Linked DNA regions of Mus musculus: regions 1 and 3 are each linked to region 2. Evidence: chromatin loops called from intact Hi-C (ENCODE). Cell type or tissue: left cerebral cortex. All regions are shown on one strand. Links, peaks and the distances in the headings refer to the core of each region. The heading gives the core; the rest is flanking DNA.

Region 1 (7,905 bases), core at 2,295-4,794, 53 kb before region 2:
GACATTAAGGGGGATGAACAGGGTGAGTAGGGCTGGAGGGGTGGTTATGGGAGTGGAGAGGAGAAGAGAGGAAAGAAGAGGCAGTGGAGTGGAGGCACACAGAGGGAATGCAAAAAAAAAAAAAAAAAAAGAATAATGCTAAGGATTTTATATTGGTAGCAGACATTGGACCTATATCCCTGTGCTTATAAAGCCAGTGTTTTACCACCTCAGACATTCCCAGACCAGCTTTAATACATCTTAGTTCTTAACATTATGAATGAGTATACGGATGGATATTTCAGTTAAAAGGTTAAAACAAATGCATTAGAACAGATAACCTAGAGGTGGTTCTAGAAAGCAGTTATGTGGAGAGGACCTCGTGGCTTTACTCTGTGCTCCCTAGTCTTCTGTGGTGACCAGATCACCCTCTGCTCACCCGTGCTCCCTAGTCTTCTGTAGTGACCAGATCACCCTCTGCTCACCCGTGCTCCATAGTCTTCTGTGGTGACCAGATCACCCTCTGCTCACCCGTGCTCCCTAGTCTTCTGTGGTGACCAGATCACCCTCTGCTCATCTGTGCTCCATAGTCTTCTGTGGTGACCAGATCACCCTCTGCTCACCCATGCTCCCTAGTCTTCTGTGGTGACCAGATCACCCTCTGCTCACCCATGCTCCATAGTCTTCTGTGGTGACCAGATCACCCTCTGCTCACCCATGCTCCCTAGTCTTCTGTGGTGACCAGATCACCCTCTGCTCACCCATGCTCCATAGTCTTCTGTAGTGACCAGATCACCCTCTGCTCACCCGTGCTCCCTAGTCTTCTGTAGTGACCAGATCACCCTCTGCTCACCCATGCTCCCTAGTCTTCTGTGGTGACCAGATCACCCTCTGCTCACCCGTGCTCCCTAGCCTTCTGTGGTGACCAGATCACCCTCTGCTCACCCGTGCTCCCTAGTCTTCTGTAGTGACCAGATCACCCTCTGCTCACCTGTGCTCCCTAGTCTTCTGTGGTGACCAGATCACCCTCTGCTCACCTGTGCTCCCTAGTCTTCTGTGGTGACCAGATCACCTTCTGCTCACCCGTGCTCCCTAGTCTTCTGTGGTGACCAGATCACCCTCTGCTCAGAAGGCTTCAGAATGGGAGGAAGGGGAGAGAGAGTGAGAGAAAAACACTGAACAGGAAGGAATCAGGGGTAGTTCAGGAGTTGATGGTCCTTTGTGTGGACAAGACCTAGAAGAGAAGCACAGCCAGTGAGAGCAGAAGTGGATGTGGATAGTGAGCTGGGATGCTGTGGATACTGGGGTTTTGTGAGGTGGAAGGATCAAGTTTGAGCCAGGCCAGTGAGAATCTCATATTTATGGGAAAATTCTGCTGCTGTCTGCCTGCTACTGTTTGACATCCATAAAGACCCACTGATGGCTTTTAAAACATATTTTTATGTAAGAAAGTAAGTGTTCAGAAGATATGAACATTGTTCAGGATCATGGCTCACACATTAGAACTTCTGTGGCTCAAATACAGTAGCTCTTTACTTTTCATGGGATTTCAGTTTTTTTAAAGACTTTTTTTTACTCTGTAGCTCAGGCTGGCCTTAAGGACATGACCCTTGCCTACTTTATCACACATAATGAACCAGTTTTCTTTTTGACTATAGGGGCAAAGTTTATCCATCATGTGGGTGATATTGTTTATGAAGATGTTATTGTTATACATTTTTCCCCTGTGATCTTGATTGTTGTGTCTGCAATTGTTCAATTTTTCTAGACCAAAAGGTATGAAAATATAATCCATTTGAAATGTTTTTTTTAATTGCAAATTTAGATTTGGATCGAACCAGCCAACTTAGTTATTCTGAGATTCTGTCTTATGAAGACCGCCCCATTTCCATTCTCCCACAATCCCCCTTCGAGAGCAGGAACGTCAGGCACCATGGCCCTTGCCGTCCGGAGATGGGCATGGTCCGAAGCCTCGGTCGTCCTTGTGCAGATGGCGTCCTGGAGACGGAGACAGCTTTTGTGAGTCGGGGCTTTGAAGATTCCTATGCCACCCACAGTTCCTCTCTGTGGAGTCCAGAGGCAAGTTGTTGTCTCTTCTTCATTTTAGTGCCGTCCACTCATTCACCTCTTCTGCCTCCCTTACCTGATTCCTCCAGAAAGGAAGTACTGCTTGATCTAAAACAACAACAACAACAACAAAACACACACACATACACACACACAAAACCTTGCAATAAAAGAATCACAAATACATTCTTTCAAAATGGGAGCAGCAGAAGCATGCAGTGGGAGAAGTGAAGAGCTATCAGGGATGTTCTCATACAAAAGGACCTCTAGATCTTTGGAGAACTTGGTTGCTTTCCTTCCTGGAAAAGTGAATTCTATTTTATCTTACCCCAAATCCTGCACTATGTTTGCTAAAATAAGAATTATTGGAGAATTTAACTAAAGTGAAGACATGACAAGGGTTTGTAGGTGTCAGCTTTGAATTGAGTTAGAGGTGTGGGAGGCAGCACCAAGAGTGACATATTCTGGTCATTGATGCTGCTTTTTGTAATAAACACTTGATGAATGATGCAGCTTATGAACTGGTCTTTTAATTAAAGCTTGTCCTTAATCTATAGGGCTATCTGTGATAATGGGGCAGCCATTATGGAAAGGGACACCAGCTACTTCAGTCTAGGGTTTTACAAGCATTGCCTTATCCCATGGGCATCTCTGATTGTTCTTTGTGAGTTCCACCCTTCTAAAATGATGCCCCAACATTAAGAGGTGTTAACTGGAAATCAACTTAGTTGAAATTACTAATGAATATTCAATTTTTATATGACTTCAGTATAATGTGCAGAAATAGAACTAGAGAATGAGTTGATTTCTACAACCAGAGGAAATACGTGGGGTTGAATCTCTTCAGAAGAACCCAGAGGTCACACACACTAAATGCTTAAAGAAATGCAAAAAGAAAGCTGTATAAATTCATGGTCCAAGGCCTTGCTGTTTTCCAGTTAGTGGGAGAGCTGCTGGGCATATGTAAGAAGCCCTATGCACACGCTCGTTCACATATGTGCTGGTGCCTCTATGATGGTGCTTTTGCTGAGAACCAGAAATAGAAACTCAGATACCTGGTTTATGGTTTGTTAGTCAGTCCTTCCAACACAGGTATCCAGAGCTCCTAACTGTCACCAGTTTTGTTAGAGAGAGAGAGAGAGAGAGGGAGAGAGAGAGAGAGAGAGAGAGAGAGAGAGAGAGAGAGAGAGAGAGAGAGAGAGAGAGAGAGAGAGAGAGAAACAAAATACAGGTCTGCATTGCCATGGTGTTGGTGCTCAGAGGCGAATCAAATCCCACACAATGTTTAAAAATGTTCCCTTTGTCTCCCTCACTGCAGAGAACCAAAACACAACTATTTACCTGCCTGTTGATAACTCTGTCTCCCTGATAATTGTGCCATTAGGTTTGGGCTTGCCTTTTCCACGGAACCTCCCATTTCCCTGCCTCCTGGTGCTTTAATAGATGACTTATGCTGAGGGTACTGAATGTTCTCAGACTCCAAAAATACCCAGACAGCTCCATGTGCACCATTCAACCTCCTATCTATTTTGAGACAAAAACTGTAATTTGGTGCTCCTACTGTAGAACTTCACAGAGAGCTCAAGCGGTTCCCGTAACCGCCTGCCCTGCAGGCGTAGCTCGACTCTTAAGCATTGATTTATTTGTCTCTTAGCCGTGTTAAGAACCTTGTCTTCCCTGGCGGAGCTGGCATCCAGAACGTATTGTGGATCCATTTACTTTGGGCCACACGATGACATCAACACTATCTTACTAAAACAGAAAGGCTTTTCAGTTTGACAGAAAATCTTTAAATGTAACGTGGGTTTTGACAGTTTGATGCAAGCATTTCCACCTTAAAGGGGAAAATCAGGACAGGGAAGCTCAAGGAGCCCTTTATTTTGTCTCCGAAGGAAAGGGCCTCATGCAGACCGGCTACCTGCTATGATCATGGATTTTCCAGTTTAGCCTCAGCTGGCAGGGACCATTGACTTTCTCCTGCAGACCTGGGACTTGGTGGGAGAAACAATGGGAAGGTGGCTGGAAATTTCATCCACACAGAGAGACAGATGTCCCACTTTCCCTCTCTGCTTTCGACTGATTAATTGGTTGGCCTTGAGAAGTTAATTAAAATCTGCCAAATGGGGATAAGAAGGAAGAGAGTTTTACCTTGCAGGAAGGTCAAACAGATTAGCAGTATTAACAGTACCTGTACAAGGAGCCCCTTTGGTGGCCTGGTGATAGGTAACGTGTTGAAATAATTAATTGCTATGAAAATACAACCCTTCACAAATCTCTGTCTCAAATCAACCCAGGTCGAGCCTGCAAAGCCCAGTTTTCATGAGCAACAGCTGGGATTGGCCCTTCAGGAGCCCAGCTGCTGTCCAGAGCTGGTCTTGGCCCGATCTTCTCAGAGCAATTGCAGTAGCTCTGCCCGGGACTTCCCAGAAGCCTGCAGGTGCAGCAAGCACTTACCTGAATAGGTAGCTGATGGACATGTGGGAGAGCCAAATTACCAGGCACTGTGTTTTTAGCCTTGGCACTGAAGTAGATGATAAAGCTACTGACTCCTACCTAATATTAAGAGCAGAGACCTGAATGAGAATGAATTTACAATACTGCCATCCAACTTCCGTCACTACCACTTCCCATCTTCCTGTCACGCTTAGTAAGCACAGAAGCATCTACGGCGAAAGGGTTGGCCGAAAGAAGTAGGTCATGTGGGTTAACACAAGTTTGGGATTTTGACTGCTTAAGGTCTGCTCTTAGGCTGCTGGAGTAAAAATCTTAAATGACCCTGGCCTGGCATATGGACCCTCCTATTGGAAGTGTATTAGTTCCATAGCCCATTTTCGCTTTAGTTTCCCTTCCCATGAAATAATGATGTTAAAAATTCTAGCTCGTTAGGCAGATATAAGTATTACAAAGCTCAGGATTTCTTAGTTGGTTCCCTAGTAAGAGCTGAAGGTGAAGAGTTTTGTTTCCGCCTTTGCTACTGAGCACATTCTCCATGGAGGCTTCGGGAATGAGGGAGGGAAAGAGAGCGGCCCTGGATGGAATCTGTCCTTGAGTTGGCCACCACCCAGTATGACCAATTGTTTTATCCTGTGGCTCATACTCCAAGAGATTATTATTTGCTCTAAGTTCATCTTGCCAAAGGGAAAAAGCATAGTGCCTAGGGTATTAATGACGGTGCACACTCTGCCCTTTCCAAATATGGTGGGCAGCAGAATGCTTTGGTACCAATGGATCAATAATGAGAGCTGAGCTTTATATTTTATGAGCAGAAGGTAAGAGATTCTTTTAGAGGAAATGAAGCCAAGAGGATCCCAAGTGTGCCAGAGCAAACTTGATATGACACCTGACATCAAGAACAACTTAAAAGATGCTAGCTATTACGACCTACATCTAGGCAAGCTATGTAGATGATCAAGAGCAGGCTAAAATAGATGGGAGTTTTAAGGGGAGACAGGAGCTTAAGAAAAGATTCTGCCTTGGTTTTTCAGTTAGCTGAATTCCTTGGAGACTTGATTCTAATATTATATATACACTAGTCAGTTGTATTCAGAAGTCTCTATAGCAACCACTTTTATCACTTGAAACTAAGTACCTCTGAATAGAAATGCTCATGCGTGATTGCATGCACAGGGAAGAGAATAGAAGGAGCTTCCCTTATGTTATAAGAAAGCTGAGTTTTCTTGGCAGGCTAATTTGAATCTTAAAAGGGAAGGGCATTTATTAGATGTCTCCTATATGTCAAGACTTCTACTTTGCACAGCCTCCCTATGGAGTGGGTATCATCTTTATTTTACTATTGAAGAAAGATAATGGAAAGTATGAAATAATGGTCCCAGTGTTATAGAGCTGATAAGAAGTAGCAGCCATGGCTTATAGAGAACATTTGATTCCACGGCACGATTACTTCCCCTATGACTCCCTGGGAAAGTCTCATTGATAAATGCACGGACTGAGGTATTTTGTTGTAATTTTGAAGTAATCTTTGAACTCGAGTCCAGTTCTATAGATAAAGAATGGATTTACATTAACAAGGGTTCACTATGAGACCCTTTTTGTTAGGAAAGACTCAGGCCTTCAGGGAAAAGTTAAACATTATATTGACATTACTAGTAATTTGTTGGTGTGGTGGTCATTACAGTAAGTGATGTGCAGTTTAGGTTTCCCAGTAAGGGCAGTAGACCAGAGTAATTTGTCAATAAGTAAATTGATAGCCAAGGGTGACATTCCATAAACAGAGAGGCATACTTGAAAAGAGGCAGCTCCATACCAATGTTAGGAATAATTAAGGAGTCTGGTTGAAGACAGATTTTCATCTTGACTAGAACCTCACAACCCTACTCACTCTCTCTTTTCAAAACCAGGCTCACACATTTATTTCACTCATTCATCAAATACACACACACACACACACACACACACACACACACACACACACACACGTGTACATGCCCATAGATGTCATATAGGCATACGCAGAGATTAAGATACAAAGAAAACAGTAAACACTAAAATAGGCAATCTACCTAGGGTGTGGAAAAGTTTACTGTACTGCCTGGCTACATTTCCGTAGCTTTGCAACCTGACTCTTTCAAACAGGCATATACTAGCATGCACTTTCCAGTTTGGCCAGGACTCAAAACACTAGCCAGTGGTAGACCTATGATTTTAACCCACGTATTCTGGCTGCAGCGGGGCTTTTGCTAATTGGCTGCTATGAATGATCTCTTTAGACTTTACTTTGAATGACCTCCTGAGTCTTGACTTTCTGGAGCCAACATCTCTGGCAAGCATCACAGAAGTGTGGAGTCTCTGCCCCAACCCCTGACTTAATGAGAATCCTTGAGTGACTCAGGTGGCCATTAGGCTGGAGAAGCTCAGCCATTAGTCTTTTCTCCCAGGAAATTTGGGACTTTTGCCTATAGGAAAGTTCTGATTTGTGGACAACAGGTTTAGGCTCATCAATTACTCCTGGTGACCCAAAAGTTGCCTCTTGGCATTTACATAGTTGATAGTTGGCTTAATTAATGACACCATGTCTTAGTTGGTTTAAGTCATAGTGGACAATTGTACTTTTCATGAGGCAATACAAGTTTCTGCACTTTAAAAGACATAAGAGCTTCTTTTATTCACTTAAAAATCATTCTCAAAAGCTTGCCTGTTACCAGGCACTGTGACCACCAAGAATTCACAGTCTGTTGGAGAGAACTTAGTAAACAGACCTTCCTAACACAGAAGGTCATATGTTGGCAGTCAGGAAGCTTGGGAGCCAAGAAAGCTCCGAGGGGCAGCAACCTGTCATTGTGTAATAAGTCACTGTCATTTCCAGTCTTCACTTTTCCCCTCTGCTTGTAACAGGAGCAGGATGGCACCAGTCTGCAGGTACCACACAGGCTTTTGGAGCCTATCTCAAAATGCGGTGACCTCGATGTCATCTTTGAATATAGAGCTGTAACCCAGAAGCTCACTGTGACCATTGTGAGAGCACAGGGTCTCCCAGATAAGGACCGAAGTGGTGTCAACTCTTGGCAAGTTCACATAGTGCTGCTGCCCAGCAAGAAACAGAGGGGTAAGACGAACATACAGAGAGGGCCCAACCCTGTCTTCAAGGAAAAGGTCACCTTCACCAAGCTGGAGCCCAGAGATGTGGCTTCCTGTGCTGTCCGCTTCCGCCTGTATGCTGCCCGTAAGATGACCCGGGAGAGAATGATGGGGGAGAAGCTGTTCTGTCTCAGCCACTTGCACCCAGAAGGGGAAATGAAAGTGACTCTGGTTCTGGAGCCAAGAAGTAATCTGAGCGTGAGTATATTAAATGGTGCTGCTAATGATGCGGTGTGTTCAAAGACCCGGGATTGTCAGCCCTTG
Region 2 (7,905 bases), core at 3,645-6,144:
TACCTGGCATAAAATGCACCTGGAAGATGCTGCCCGCAGATGTAGGTTTTCACACACCGGGTGGAGGTGACTCCCCTTCAATGATGCCCTCGTCCAGAAATCTTAATCCGCTGTGTTTACTCATTTCTAATTAGTTCACAGTATACAGATGCAGTGAGCTCAGAGGAGAGGGAGCCAGGCTGTTACAGTCTAGCATGAAGGCAAAGTCCAAATTCTCCAACTCAAAGAGCGTATGATACTATTGTACTCCAGGGTTCTATTCTCATTGTTTTTAACAAACCATTTTGATGTTAGTTGTGGCATTTCTGCCACTTGCTGCCCTAAATCTGGGCAGATCTGCACGAGAGAGAAAGGTTTCTCACTCCACAGTCTACACCCATTTTCTTTGACCATGAAGCTCCTGCTGACTGTCTCTCTACTTGAGACCTTGTTATCCTCAGGGTTCTCTTAAGCTCTCAGGGAGTACTCTACCTTATGCACAGGGGAGAAAGAAAGGCATGAGAACAAAGTGAGCTGATCTGTGGCCATACTTCTGCCCAATCTCCACTGGCCAAGACAAGTTATAGAACACTGTCTTTAAGGCAGTGGGGAACCAGGCTAGAGCCCCTAGTTTCATCTCCTAGACCTACATTAGAAATGAACAAGACAGCTCTAGCAAGTTGTTCTTGGGACTCCACACATGTGCCCTGGTTCATCCATGAACATGCATGTTCATCCATGCGCGCACACACTAAATATAAATGTGATAACTTTTTATTTTTAAAATAGTTGGGGATTGTGGTTTATGTGCCTGGGAAAATGAACAGGAGATTGTAAGAATTCTCTTAGACAGCATCTCACACCCTGAGAGCATCTATTCTGTTCATCCTCTGAAATGAGTTTCTTTCCAGTGTTGTCACTATGGTAGTGCTGAGCTCGCTTCTCCCCCCCTCCCCCGCCCCCAAGTTCCCTCTCACCCATGGCTACACTAGGACATTATAGGCTGGCCAAAGTGATCTGCTTGTTATATTGTATTTCAAGCACTCCAGGGCTGTGGGGACACTGGTGAAATGATGGCTCTAAGTCCAGGGTTAAGGGCTGGATTCTGAGCTGGAAGCCTGGGCGAGGCTGGATGCTTCTATGTGTGGGCCACAGTGAGCCCCAAGTGCTGCATTAAGGTATCAAAACACACATCTTAAGTTGTAAAGAAAGAAGAAAAGAGGAGAAACGGGTCTTCGGTAATCTATGCTTAGACCGTATCATCTGGAACCTCCAGAACTCTGCCTAGGAGTTCTGCTGCTTCCTCATTCTTCAACTGACACATTCCCATCCTTAAGAGCTGGAGTGGTACCCCATTCCATGGCCATGGATCTTTTCCCCTTGTGTTTTCTAGCCCATATGGTAGTTTTTTAAAAAGCCTATAACATGGCTTATTTATAACATAAAACCCCTGTTTACATCTTTGACTTGTTTCTTGACATAGCAATTACATCATTCCCACTTTGCTCTCCTTCCTCCCAGGCCCTCCTATATACTCCTCCATGTTCTCTTTCAAATTCATGGCCTATTTTTAAAATAATTATTGTTATATGCATTTCTGTATATGAATATATATATATATATATATATATATATATATATATATATATTCCTAAATACACAAATACAACCTGTTCAGTCTCTATAGTGTTACTTGCATATGTGTTTTTGGTTTGGATAACCAGTTGGTGTTATCTTTTTCTCTAAGGAAGACTATATTTCTCCCATGCTTGTCAGTCCTTAGTTACCAGTAGTGCTTTGTGTAGGGTTACTTTGCAAACATGAACCACCTCCAGTAACATTTTACCAAGGAACTGCATCATATAAACCTTAAAGCTTCCTCTGAGCCTCAGAGTTTCTGGGGATGTTTCTCCGGGACGACTTGCGATTACAGCTCAACGGGAGGCTGGCACAAGGAAAAACATCTGTGCCGTTCCACCTGCTACAGTCTGGACATAGTGACACAGGCCTGTTATCTCAGCGTTCAGAAAGCTGAGAGGCAGGAGGTCTAGAGTTCAAAGCTGGCCTGGGATACGCAGCAAGTTACTGTCACCAAACAACACAAATCTTTGCAGATATCAATGGGCCCACAGGGATTAAGAGCTGTGCCTTTATTCTATTTTTAGTTTTGCCGTAAGGCTTATGCTGTCAAGTTTTGCCGTAAGGCTTATGCTGTCATCCTGATATCACCCTGACCCGTGTCTATTAATGTTTATTGTTTTTCTTATGGGAGCCCTCCACGAAAGGGAGATGTGACAATCACCAGGAAGTTACATCACAGAAGGCCAGGTTCCCTCATCTGTTCAGATACATTGCACTGTACCCATATTGGCTGAGTCAAGCTGCTCCCCCAGATGGTTTCTCTGCCTTGGTTCCATAGTGACATGCCATGTGATTATGGGTGGGGGTTTTCGTCTGTCTTCAGTTCTAGGGATTGAATCTACAGGCTCATCCATGCTAAGCAGATGTGCTATTCCTGAGGCATAACCCATTACTAGGGATGGGCAGTATACCCCAATATATATATATATATTGGGGTATACTGCCTATATATATATATATATATATATATATATATATATATATATATAATTGCCTTGGGAGTATATGCCATCATGCTCAACTTTTAAAGATGGTTTCTGGAGATTGAACTCAGGTCTTATGTTTTCCTGGTAAGCCCTTCACCTCCCTTGCTATTGTCCATTTTTAAGTAAGAGAGGACAGTTCAACTCAGAGGACTCACACTCAGTTCAGATGACTGGCTTAAGGGTGTTAGTAAAATATCAGAGTGACTCTGGGTTGAATACTTCCTGGGTGGCTAATGGAGACCAGACAGTGGTCTTCAAAGAGGAAACAAAGTTGGTGCCTAAGAACAGTGCTTCACTAAGTTTTCCCACCCCCTAGCTGAAAAATGAAGGCAGCTCCTGGCTTCCCTCATAGACTGGGTAGAGCCCTGACAGCTACCAGCTGAGGAAACCAGAGATCTGGAGGTATCCCCACTGACCACAGGCTCTGTGCTCTCTGGCATGTACCTGGAGCTGTATGCTACGTGCCGGGCACTCCCTATTATCCTGAGGGAACTCATTTAGAGTATGGCAGCAGTACTCTAGGGTGGATTGGGGAGTGTGAGTTGGGCTGTAATTGCGAAAGCTGCAATGAGAATGTATTTAAACAGCATCTTGCAGGCTGAATGGGAGGAAGCCAGGTGAGAGGGAGGCAGGCACGTTAAACAAGAAATATCATTCACATAACTCAGGAGACCTTGGCACCTTCTCCAAACATGGTAGAGGAGAGTCCAGTGCGACTGGAACTGAAGGTCAAAGGTATAGCGAGTCCCAGGGAAGGGCTAGAGAAGGAAAGAGATGGCAGCCCCATTTTAGTCTCTTGCTGCCCATAGTGAAGTAGCAATGTGACATACTGCTGGTTGTCTGGAGGATCACAACTGTTCTCAAAGTTCCCCCTTAGACGCATAACAGTAACTTTGTGATTATTACCTCCTTAGCCTACCTTGGCTATTTATTACTTCCTTATACATCTCCAGATTACCTCATGATCGTCTCAAACCTCAGGGCAAATACGCTTCCAGAGATTAAAGTTTGACAAAGGCATGAAGTAGGTACTGGAGACCTCTGAACTGTGGGATCATACTGTACCCCGCTAGCCTTGAAGATGGCTGCCCCCACCCCCACCCCTTAGTACTTAACCCAGTGCTATGCAGCAGCAGCCTGGCTTGGATCTAAACACAGTATTTCTTTCTAAGTGAGTCCCAGGGGTGCTGATTTCCATCCTGGCCCTGGCCCTGGCCCAACTCTCTAGGGAGCCAGGGAAATTCTGTACTCCTTTCTTAGGAGAAATTTATCATCAAGGGAGCATGCTAAGCAGAATTTCTTTACTAGGTATTTTGGTTTCCTTTCTTGAATTTGCTCATTGGCTTCTCAGATGTTCCCACTTTGAGGTTCTTGCAGTCTTCTTTTTTTTCTTTCCCCTCAATAAAATAAAACCATTTCACAACAGCCACGGTGAGGATGAGAAGCAATGGTCAAGAATACAAACAAAAACTGAATCAAAATAAGCTCTATCAAGAAATTGGAGAAGCTGCAAACCTTTGTGGAAACTACATTAAAGCAACAATGACTGAAACATATGTAGTTTCCCCAGTATCCTTTGTGGAAAGTACCCTTTTGAGGTGCATTTAAAAAGATAGATTTTATTTGCCTTTTGAGAACTTAATACAGGTATGCAATGTGTTTCGACCATATTCATTTCCCACTCCCGGGACCACTATCCCTGGAAACCCCTACATCTTTCTTCCAACTTCATGTCATTTGTGTGATTATTTTTTATAGAACATTTCATATTAATTGAAGGGTTTATTCTTCTCTCATTTAGATGAAGTCTAATGGTATAGAGGCAGAACACTAGACCATGGGAACACCCCATGGAAACACTCCCCCTCGTCTACCCGGTGCCATCCTCCCGTTTTTAGGAGGTAGCCATATAGGGTGCCCAAAGGAATTAGACTCAGGATTGAGTTTCATGGATTAATATTTCCCTCTTTCAAGTCTGTCAATTGCTCAAACCTGCTTGTAGTAACAGGAACACAGTGGGACACAGTCCCGGAGCCAAAGGATCCCTCACACCTTTAAATGCAGTTCCACCTCTGTCCCCATTCAACTTCCATGGGGACACCAATCCAGCCTCCAGTGAGTGACCGTTTTCTGGGACGCGAGACTCCTCTTAACGCTCAGGCCCGCGACGCTCCCGCTCCCGTGTCGCCAGCTCTCCTGGACCAAGTCAGTGTGACCCGTGGCTGGACCCCTCGTTCTCAGCCTTCCTTCCCGGTAGAGCTCCCAGTCTGGCTCTCAGTAGCCCCCTCTGGCGCCCGAGACCTTCAGGAAAGTTGCTTCGGGCGGTGGAGGGGCGTCATCGCCTCCTAGCAACGCTCCTAGCAACCGGATAACATCTGCTCCCTTTGGTCCAATGCGCGCCTAGAAAAGCCGCGCGCCCGCCTCGCGTTCTGAGCCGGAGCGAGAGGCGCTTCAGAGAAGGAGGGACCGACCTGCAGGAGCCGGCCGCCCCGCCGAGCTGCAGTCGCTGCCGCCGCCGCTGTCGCTGTCGCTGTCAGAACCCGTCCGAAGAGTGACACCTTCGCGAAAAAACAGGAGCTGTGAAACATTTGCACACGCAGTCTTCGGGTAAGTGGACCCCTCTCAAGGTTTGCCAGGACCCCTCCAGCCAGGCATCTGACCCGAGGCCCAGAGAAGACGCGTTCCCTACGGCTGGAGGTTAGGGACTTGGCCTCGGATCCCACCCTGCCCCCAGCCACTGAAAAGTGACTAGCCACTGGTCCCGAATAACTTGATTTGATTTTTTAAATGCCAGGATTGGATATTGAGACTCCCCCTCTGTTCGCTACTGTCTGTTAGTGCTTAGAAGTTTTCCACCTTCCTTGATTTTGCTTTGCCTGGCTGCCCGAGGCTGGAGAGCTGGAGGCAGCTCCCAAAGGCAGCCCGTGGTTATGGATAAAACGACACGAAGTAGGCTCCACGAAATTCAGTCAACACGGGCTTCTGTTTTAGGTCCTCATCTGGAAAGGGTCCAGCTGGCCAGGAGCAGTGGTTCACTGGTCCTCAGCCTCCTGAGCAGTAACCATAGTAACTCACCTCTCTAGATGGGATCGTCCTTATTGGATGCCCGTCTTCCCTTGGAAAGCCCGTCTCTCTAAATATAGAAGATGATGAGATCCGTGAGCACACAGCCATGCAGACTAGGTGTGGTTAAACGGAACCCTTTGCTGAGAACTATCTTCAAACGTGGAGCAGCTACTTCAGACCTTGCCAGAAAGAGTCAGTATGTCAGAGAAAGAACAAGTTATGGTGTTTTGAGTTAATTGCTTTGTTATTTTGGAGGGTGATGCAGCCTAAAATTATACAAGAGCTGGCTGTGATTTTTTTTTTAATCACATTTCCCCAAAATAACCGCTCGAGTAAATCACTGACAAGATGAACTATTGTGCACTTTTCAGATCTCTTAGGGGGAGTTGACGTCGCTCCTACTTAAACTTAAGTGATCCTGAGTTTGAAGGTTTATCTTTCTTTCTAAACCATGTCCCAGATCGGCCCCACCTCAAACGTCTCAGTGCCGCCCCCCATCCCCACCCCACCCGCCTTCTCCTGCCCTGATAACTTATTCATGTCCCTGCATCCCTGATTCTTTAGAGGTGTCTTATGCCAGTATGTCTCCTTGTTTCAAGATCCCAGGTCCCCATTCATGAGCCCGAGGCTGTGAGACATGCTCCATGTGCCAAGGGGAGTTCTCACCACATCTTCCGAGGCTGTCCTAGACATACACTCTTCGGTCTGAGTCAGCATTACCAGGTAATCACCCTCCGAAGAGAAATTACTGTTTAAATATGTATCCAGAGAAATAAACGCTAATGTAGCAGCCCGGCAACTTACAGGATCAATAGAAGGGGCTGTTTGTATGGGCGGTTGCTGGGGAGAAGTCAATAAAGGTTTTCTGTAAAAAGGACATTTGTAGGCTGGCAGACTTTCCTCTCTTAGACCCCTGTGAATTGGGTGGGTCAAGTGAGGGAGCCTGGCTCCCGGAAGATGGCAAGTGGAAGCTTTCTGAGCACACTGGCAGTGTGGGTCTGGGGTGAAAGAAACCAAGAGAGAATCCTTCAAGTTGCCATAGGAGGTTGTGGGGACTCATGGAATGCTAATTTACACGGAGACTTGTGGTAGAGACCATGGAGAACTAACTACTTTCTTCCCAATTGTAAGACTGAATTTGGTGCATAAACAAATGTCCAGCTCCCTAGCACCTTGGAACTTAGTGTACTGAGGCATCTCTGGGCAGTACCCTGCCAGAGGCGACTAGCCCATCGAATGATAATGACAAATTCCAAAAGATGTACCTTCCAGTTGGAGAGGATCCATTCAGATTCCTATTCAAACACTTGCTCTGATTTCATATGGCTTTATGAATGTCATGAGACCTTGAAATCGTCCATTTAATATTAGAGGCTAAGATAATGATATATACAACACCAAATACTCTTCATTAGCTCTTAGTACCAGCCACCCTCCTCTCTTCTTCCAATAATTACCCTGTTTTATTGTGAGGAACAAATTTGTGGAGACAGATGAGACTTACCGCGGTCTTCCAGGGGTGTGTGTAAGTGTTTTGTGCATGGCTCATTCTCAGCCATGATGATTGGTTCCTGTATATATGTATTAGTTTTATAATTTATACATATATATATATCCCATTTCTTATGTAATATACATAGAAGTTTAAATCCCCTATGTCCTTAAATGCTTGAGAATGTCACTTGCTAGTCCATTGAGACAACTGTCACAATCAAAAAGTCAAAGGGCTTCTCAAAATTTAGTCTTGACTTTCATCATGAAAGTCGAATATGTAGAATATATACAGTGCAGATTTTGGTGAACATGCCTGTTTTAAAATTATCATAGTATTTAGTCCTTAATTTTTTTTAAAAAAAGTAAATGCTATGAAGATAGTAAATACTTAATCCTAATGATGTTGGTGGGTTCACAGCTACAGTGAATCTGCAGTGGCCCTCATCACTGTAGCTGCCTTCCATGCTTGCACACTCTGGGTTATAAAGAGTATGTGTGTCTGGGATATGATGCCTAGATCAAGCTCAGGGCAAACAAGGGCTTAGGGATGAAACCAGGATCTGGTGACAGCCTTGCATCTCCAGCTGCTCACTCTGCTGAAGTTTTTAGGAGCACATTAACATTCATGTTCGGACTCATGTCATGAAACTTCTGTAAGGCCTCAAAGATGCCTTGAGACACAACAGAGTCCTTGAAATCTACATCAAGGCTTCTATTCCCTGGTTCCCTGCTCGTGACT
Region 3 (7,905 bases), core at 2,295-4,794, 110 kb before region 2:
ACTGATCTATGAATATAGCAGAATGCCATTAGGAGTCATTTTATTGCTATGTTCCTTTAGTAAAACAGAAGTCTCTAAGGTCCCTAGCCTATCTAGTGCCAGATTCTTAGCCACCCAAGCACTACTGGGTATGTGTTCCATCTCATGGAATGGGCCTGAACTTGAACAAGATGTTGGTTGGTTACTCCCAAAAGCTTTATGCCACTATTGCACCAGGGCATCTTTTAGGCAGGTCATTCTTTTAGAGATCCAATGGTTTGTAGCTGGGTTTGTGTTTACTTTTATCTTTTGGTACCATATGGAGTACCTTCCAGTACCACAAACATTAGTTTGTAGGGGTGAAGGGTCTATGTAGGTGCCAGTTTGACTTCTCCATGTTCAAGACTTGTAGAGGTGTTCAACAGGCACCCTTGATATGTCACTGATTTTAGTATCTGTGTGATGCTGAGTTCAAAAAATGAATCCAGAAGTGTTTGTCTTCCTTATTGTCCAGAAAATTTGTGTAGATTTATAATTTATTAGTGTCTAGTGATTTTTCCCCAAGGGTTTTATTTATGGGTTTATGTGTATGTGGGCAAATAGAGAGTGATAGAAGCAGAGAAAAGGAGCGGGGAAAGAGAACACGAGAGAGCAAGCACAAAGTCAGAGAATAACTTGGGGGATTCCGTTCTCTCCTTCTCTGTATGGGTCCCAGGGATAGAACTTAAATTATCATGGTTGGTAGCAAGCACTTTTTCACAATAAGCCATCTCATGGGCCTCTAAGGGTTTTGAGGGTTTGTGTGTGTGTGTGGAAGGTTTGGAATAAGAATTTAATTAATAGATACCGGATTATCTTGATTTTATTTTGAAGTGATTTTTGGCATTTTGTGTTTTTCAAGGATATTTTCATTTATACTGTTGAACTTATTTTATGCTATTTCTTTTTTTTATTATTAGGTATTTTCCTCGTTTACATTTTCAATGCTATCCCAAAAGTCCCCCATACCCACCCCCCCAGTCCCCTACCCACCCACTCCCCCTTTTTGGCCCTGGGGTTCCCCTGTACTGGGGCATATAAAGTTTGCAAGTCCAATGGGCCTCTCTTTGCAGTGATGGCCGACTAGGCCATCTTTTGATACATATGCAGCTAGAGACAAGAGCTCTGGGGTACTGGTTAGTTCATGTTGTTGTTCCACCTATAGGGTTGCAGTTCCCTTTAGCTCCTTGGGTACTTTCTCTAGCTCCTCCATTGGGGGCCGTGTGACCCATCCAATAGCTGACTGTGATCATCCACTTCTGTGTTTGCTAGGCCCCGGCATAGTCTCACAAGAGAGAGCTATATCTGGGTCCTTTCAGCAAAATCTTGCTAGTGTATGCAATGGTGTCAGCGTTTGGAAGCTGATTATGGGATGGATCCCTGCATATGACAATCACTAGATGGTCCATCCTTTCGTCACAGCTCCAAATTTTGTCTCTGTAACTCCTTCCATGGGTGTTTTGTTCCCATTTCTAGGAAGGGGCAAAGTATCCACACTTTGATCTTCGTTCTTCTTGAATTTCATGCATTTAGCAAATTGTATCTTATATCTTGGGTATCCTAAGTTTCTGGGCTAATATCCACTTATCAGTGAGTACATATTGTGCGAGTTCCTGTGTGATTGGGTTACCTCACTCAGGATGATGCCCTCCAGGTCCATCCATTTGGCTAGGAATTTCATAAATTCATTTTTTTAAATAGCTGAGTAGTATTCCATTGTGTAAATGTACCACATTTTCTGTATCCATTCCTCTGTTGAGGGGCATCTGGGTTCTTTCCAGCTTCTGGCTATTATAAATAAGGCTGCTATGAACATAGTGGAGCATGTGTCCTTCTTACCGGTTGGGACATCTTCTGAATATATGCCCAGGAGAGGTATTGCGGGATCTTTCGGTAGTACTATGTCCAATTTTCTGAGGAGCTATTTCTTTATTACCTAATGTTTTTAAGTTTTAAATGGACATTTAAGGATATCTTTTGTTTTCGTCTAGTTATGAAGAGAATTGTCTGTCAATCTGTATATTTTCTGCAAGAAACTACCTTTTATTTTTATTAATTTTCCCTCTAGTTTTGGTTTTAATTTTATTGGTTTCTATTATGTTTGTTACACACACACACACAGACACACAGACACACAGACACACAGACACACACAGACACACACACACATACACACACACACACACACACACACATTTTACTTGAATGCAACTTAAGATAGAAATTCCCCTCTAAGAAATGCATTATCTGCATTCAACAGATACAAATGTGTGTTGTTTCTGGTTTCATTATCAATCAAACTAGTTTATAATGTACCCTCTTACTTATTCATATGGCGGTTACTTAAAACTATATTGGTTAGATTCCAAACAATGATGATTCTAGATATTTTTCTGTGGTTGATTTATAGCTCAATCACACACTAGCCAGAATTTATATTTTTTTTATTACTTAAGTTTTAAAAAGTTAACATTTGTGGTTGGAGATTTACTTCTCTGGGGGAGAAAAACCATTCAGATTTGTTCTGCTAACTTGGGTGTGTGTTTACTTGTAGGCTATTTTGTGTGTACTTGAAGAGAGAGTATTCTGTGTGCTCAGTATAAAATATAAACACAATAATATAATGTAATATAATATAATATAATATAATATAATGTAATGTAATATATAATTGATCTAAGTTGACTTAGGTGCTTTATCATATTTTTTAATACTTGTTTAATTTATTGATTTTTTGGGGGGATGAATTGTTTTTGTTCAATTGATTAGTGAAAGAGAAGTCTGGGAGTCTGAAACTTACTTTGTTGGCTTGGCAAATTCTTATCTCCATTTCTGTCTGTTTTTTCCTATTGTAAACTGAAGCTCTGTTGTTGGTACAGAAGAAAAGTGTCTTTAGAATCTTAAGTCTTTGTGCTTCTGTAATGTGCTATTTTTCATAGTCCAAGTATTGTAATCAAATAATATTTGAGCTATAGATCTTTTTTAATTATTTAGAATGCAGTTTTCTTTCTTTTTTTCAATTTTTTATTAGATATTTTCCTCATTTACATTTCAAATGCTATCTCGAAAGTCCCCTATACCCTCCCCCTGCCCTGCTCCCCTACCCACCCAATCCCACTTCTTGGCCCCAGCATTCTCCTGTACTGGGGCATATAAGGTTTGCAAGACTAAGGGGCCTCTCTTCCCAGTGATGTCCGACTAGGCCATCTTCTGCTACATATGCAGCTAGAGACACGAGCTCTGGGGGTGAGCTATAGATCTTGATCATTTCGTCTTGATCATTTTATTGGTTTAATATGGTGCTATTGGTTTTTTAATTTCTCACATAATTTATGAGTAAGGACAGAGCATGGTATATGGGGAAGGAAAACAGGCGGGGCTGCCTAATGTTGGGCCCTTACAATTAGGTTGTTTCACAGTTGCTCAGAACCCAGGCTGGGTTTTCATTTGATGTCAACTTCAGTGCAATAGAGGCCTTAAAACCTTCAATTTGTACCTTAAAACAAAACAAACCAACCTACCAAACAACCCCAAAACTAAAAAAATGAAAAACCAAAAAAAAAAAAAACCAAAAAAACCCCCCAAAAAACCAAAACCAAAACAAACAAACAAAAAAACCCCAAAAGCAAGAAGTGGAGACTTATTTGCTAGAGGGTTTTGTTAAACCTGAGACCATGATCAGCTTCTTCTTTTCCTGGGTTTCCATGTGGGTCTCTGTGTTGCCCTTCCCATAGTAGTCTCTCTTTGTCGTCACTCAGCATATGCCACAGCACTGCAGTGTGGTAGCTGGAGTTCTCTGCCAAGTTCTGGAGCTGCTTCAGCCCCAGGCAGGCTCTGTGTTTCTGTGTCTGGGGCTCAGGACCTTCTGGTTGTCTTGTCTCTCTTCCAGCTGTAGGGAATCTCTTTCACAGTCCTACCCTACACCTTCTTCCTGCCCTTTCCCAGAAGTTTGTATCCTGTGCTATCTATTGACCTTCATGTGCCTCTCCCTGTAGTCTAAGGACACCAGGGTCTGCTGCCCCTCTTAAAGGGACAGTGGGCTGTTACAGATTTTTATGCACAGTGGATGTTCCCCAGCACCGCACGTTTCGCTGTTCTCCATGACTGAATACTGACCGTCACTTTCTTTGCTCCTGCTCTGTTCCAGTCTTTCTGGTAAATGTCTGGCGCTCTCTGAGAAGAACTTTTAAATAGATTTGCATTCTCACATGTTGGTTACTTCCATGGATTCTCTTTCCATGTGGTAGTTCACACCTGACCTCTAGAAATTACCTGGAAATATGAGCTTGATTCTCCTCCCTAGCTGACCCAGCATCTGCTGGGCCAACAAGGACTGATGAGAAAGTTATCTCCTCTTAAGGGTTAATTAGTTAATTGCTTTATGACCTCCTCTTTCTTATTACTTTAATCAAAGGTATCATTTTACAGTGCTCTGGATTATTATTACTGTTTAAAGGGAGAGACATTATTTCCAGCATTCCAACCTCCATCTGAAGCAGAAGATGAAACTTCAAGTTGGTGTGTGGACGCTGCATCCCTTTCTTCTTAAGTTGGGTAAAGTATTTGGATGGAGGGATGAATGAATGAGAAGCTGGTGTCCCGTTAAAGAGTTCTGAGACTCATGGGAGGCACATCTAGCTAGTCCTGTTGACATGTTTGTGAAAAGTTACAGTCACACATATCGTAACTTCTGAGATCATCTTGTCAGAGGTGAGCAGACAGAAATCTGCAGAGCGGATGATCCAGGGTTGTGAACTTCGATGGTGAGTCAGAGGTTCATAGATGGACAGAGGGAAAAAGGCCCTCCAGAGGTAGGGAACCAAAAACTTTTGTGAGTGCTAACATTGTCAACGGGCTGAGAGATCCTGGGGCCAGCGCTTGGGTCCTTATGGTTTCTGTGATGAGAGTTTGGCCTTTATCCTACAAGCAGCTGAGAACTGACAAAGAAGTCCTAAGAGTGATACCAGAAAGCTCTGTTTTAGACAGAGCTCTAACATCAGGTTTGAAACCGAGTTGGAGGGAGCAGTATATGCTAGGAAGGAACCTGTGTAACCCAGCATGAATGTCTGATAAAAGATTGCCACCAGTGTGCTGTCATTGCTCCACCAAGAAGGCATGTCATAAAGGAAGTCTTTGGTATGTATGGCTCTGGAGTTCAGTGGACAGTTTTCCTACTAGAGATAGAAGCCCAGGTCCTGGGCATCTGAAGGTGCAACACTCAGGAATTCAGGATTGGAAAAGAGTAAACGTCTGTAAGCACCAAACACACACACACAAAAGAGAAAAAAACAGACCTATGCAGGGAGAGAGAGAAAGAGAGAGAGAGAGAGAGAGAGAGAGAGAGAGAGAGAGAGAGAGAGAGAGAGAGAGAGAGAGAGAGAGTTAGTTTCATCATCTTATCTTTCTTTTGTGCTTGGTGCCCACAGATGCCAACTGTACTTGGGAGAAGAAATGGGGAAAACTAGGTTTCTTCTTTCTTCCCGGAAAGCCAAATTCAACCTTGACATCCTTCTGACATTGAATCGCACCCACCCCTTCCTGTTTCACAGGGAGCAAAGAGCCATAGGAGATATAGGAGGGACCCATGCCTGTGGAGGTGGAGGCTTGGTATCAGTAAAGAAAGGTGCTCTCCTGTGGCCTCTCTTAATCATCTGTGCACTGAATTGAATGCCCCGCCACACACAAAGAGCTGTGGGAAACTGACAGGCACAAACAAGAGGAGCCTCAGGCTCTGCCTTTCTTCCAAAGCTGTATCATTGTTTAATCTGTTCCCAAGGACCCAAAACTGTTTTCAAAACCCTGGCTCTTGGGTCTGAGGTGACCAGAATTGTAGCATGGCCTTTGAGTGAGACAGTTTTGTCACCTCAGATTACTCATGACTATAGAAGGAGGGACATGACTAAGTTGCCCCCAGGGCCCTCCACTATTCCCCCTTTCCCTGAGGTGAAATGACCTATGTATTTGCTCCATTTGCCTTTTAGCCACTGAACAAAGTTTTGTCTATAATCAGAATAAACACGTAGCCACACCAGGATGCCTAGGATGTATGACTGGACTCTCGCCTTTACAGATGTTAAGATACCTGTAGGTTTAAAAAGTATATATGTTTATTTTAGCTATGCATTAATATCTTAAAGAATCTTCCTGTGCTTCTTTCCCCCTGACACTCAGGTGTAGTGCAAGCCGTTCTGCTGAAGAGACATTTGAAAAGAGTCGAGGAAGAGCAGCATCTTAATCTGTGATTTATGTGCACTTTTTGAAAAGCCTTATCAAGCCTGCTTTTCCCGTTTAATCTTGAGTTCTTTTCATAATGTCGGATCTTGATTTTATGTTCCTTAATGTGCCATATTTTTTCTGCACAATAGATTTTAAGCTAAATTGGCCCAAAACAAGAGGGATGCTGAATGCTTTTTGTAACCATGGAAACATTTCTGGGCACTTACTGAGGACCTGGCTGCCAGTAGTAAATGTAACAGAGAAAATAGACACGCTTCATTTAGCAGTTGCTGATGATTAAGAGGCAGAGAGACTACTTACAGTGACATCCCAAGATAGGCCTTTTGGTTTAAAGTCCCAGATCCAAACACCAACTTCCCACCAGAGAAGCAGCTGTGACACCCTTGATATGTCATGGGAAGGAGTTCTAATCACGTTTGAAAATCAACTTTGTTTTCAGATTTTTCACTTGAGCTTTTTTTTTTTCCTTGTGGCTTTTTTTTTTTAACCACATATATTTGTTTCCAAGAAGTATGCTTGCTATTTCCTGAAATAGCCTGCTAATGGAATTAATGTGTTTCAAGTCCACTGCCATATAGAACTTTAGAAACAATCTTTGGAAAGATGGAATGTATTTAAGAGAGAGAACAGCAGGCTTTGAGAGTATGGTGACATCATTTGACTTTCTAGCCAGCTCTCTGTAGTGGGGTGTCTTAGTTAGGGTTTCCATTGCTGTGAAGAGACACCATGATCAAGCAACTCTTATAAAGGACATTTCATTGGGGCTGGCTTCCTGGTTCTGAGGTTCAGTCCATTACCATCATGGCAGGAAGTATGGCAGCTTCCAGATAGGCATGGTGCTGGGGGAGCTGAGAGTTCTATATCTTGATTCAACTTCAATCAGAAGACTGGCTTCCAGGCAACTAGGAGGAAGGTCTTTCAAAGCCTACCCCCACAGTGACACACTTCCTCCAACAAGGCCACACCCACTCCATCAAGGCTACACCTCCTAATAGTGCCGCTCCATGGGTCAATCATATTCAGACCACCACATTCCACTCTCTGGCCCCCATAGGCATGTTCAAACACATGAGTCTATGGAAGCCATACCTAAATATAACATAATGCAAAATACAAATACTCCAACTTCAAAAGTCCCCATAGTCTATAGCAGTCTCAACAATGTTAAAAATCCAAAGTTCAATGTCTTTTCTGAGATTCATCCTGTCACTTAATTGTAACCCCCTATAAAATCAAAAATAAAAAGGCAGATCACATACCTCCAACATCACAGGAAATAAATTATCATTCCAAAATATCATAGTGAGCAAATACTGGACCATATAAGACTAAAAACCAGTTGGGCAAACTCCAAACTCTGGATCTCCATGTCTGTTGTAAAGCTCTCTTCAGATCTCCAACTCCTTCCATCTTTGTTTACTGCAACAAACTTCTTTCTCCTGGGCTGGTTCCACTACTTGTTAGAAACATTCTGAGGTAGGTGTCCCATGGCTCTGATATCTCTGACATCTTGGGGTCTCCAAGGCAACTTCAACATTACAGTTTCTTGTTCCAGTGTCTGAGATCCACACATGACCTTTTAAAGGGATCCTCCAAAGGGGTTGGGTCACATCTCCAGCTCTGGCCTCTGTAGCACTCGAAGCTCAGGTT

Evidence for each region. A loop is a pair of places that touch in the nucleus more often than their neighbours do. Peaks named below come from ENCODE experiments on the same cell type or tissue, not always from the same donor. Only the 100,000 strongest peaks of a DNase experiment are listed, where the experiment ranks them.
Region 1: it touches region 2 in a loop (3-fold over the local background); 5 of 42 quality-filtered maps call a loop at or near these places.
Region 3: it touches region 2 in a loop (2.3-fold over the local background); 6 of 42 quality-filtered maps call a loop at or near these places.

Annotation. Positions count from the first base shown.
Region 1 is chr12:74,227,411-74,235,315 of GRCm38, forward strand. Syt16 (synaptotagmin XVI) reads left to right here. Exons shown (of 8, transcript NM_001364282.1): 5 at 1,805-2,058; 6 at 7,399-7,839. Among named protein-coding and RNA genes, the nearest start is that of 1700086L19Rik, 53 kb to the right of the region's middle. In left cerebral cortex, for the core only: no CTCF peak of the experiment used is centred there; a DNase peak (open chromatin) is centred at 3,612; H3K27ac peaks cover 1,471 bases.
Region 2 is chr12:74,279,244-74,287,148 of GRCm38, forward strand. 1700086L19Rik (RIKEN cDNA 1700086L19 gene) reads left to right here and starts at 5,033. Exons shown (of 4, transcript NR_030735.1): 1 at 5,033-5,213; 2 at 6,272-6,395. In left cerebral cortex, for the core only: a CTCF peak has its summit at 4,906; DNase peaks (open chromatin) are centred at 4,494, 4,971 and 5,672; H3K4me3 peaks cover 1,648 bases; H3K27ac peaks cover 1,057 bases.
Region 3 is chr12:74,167,637-74,175,541 of GRCm38, forward strand. The region is part of intron 3 of Syt16 (synaptotagmin XVI); the gene reads left to right. Among named protein-coding and RNA genes, the nearest start is that of Gm40889, 31 kb to the left of the region's middle. In left cerebral cortex, for the core only: no CTCF peak of the experiment used is centred there; a DNase peak (open chromatin) is centred at 3,822.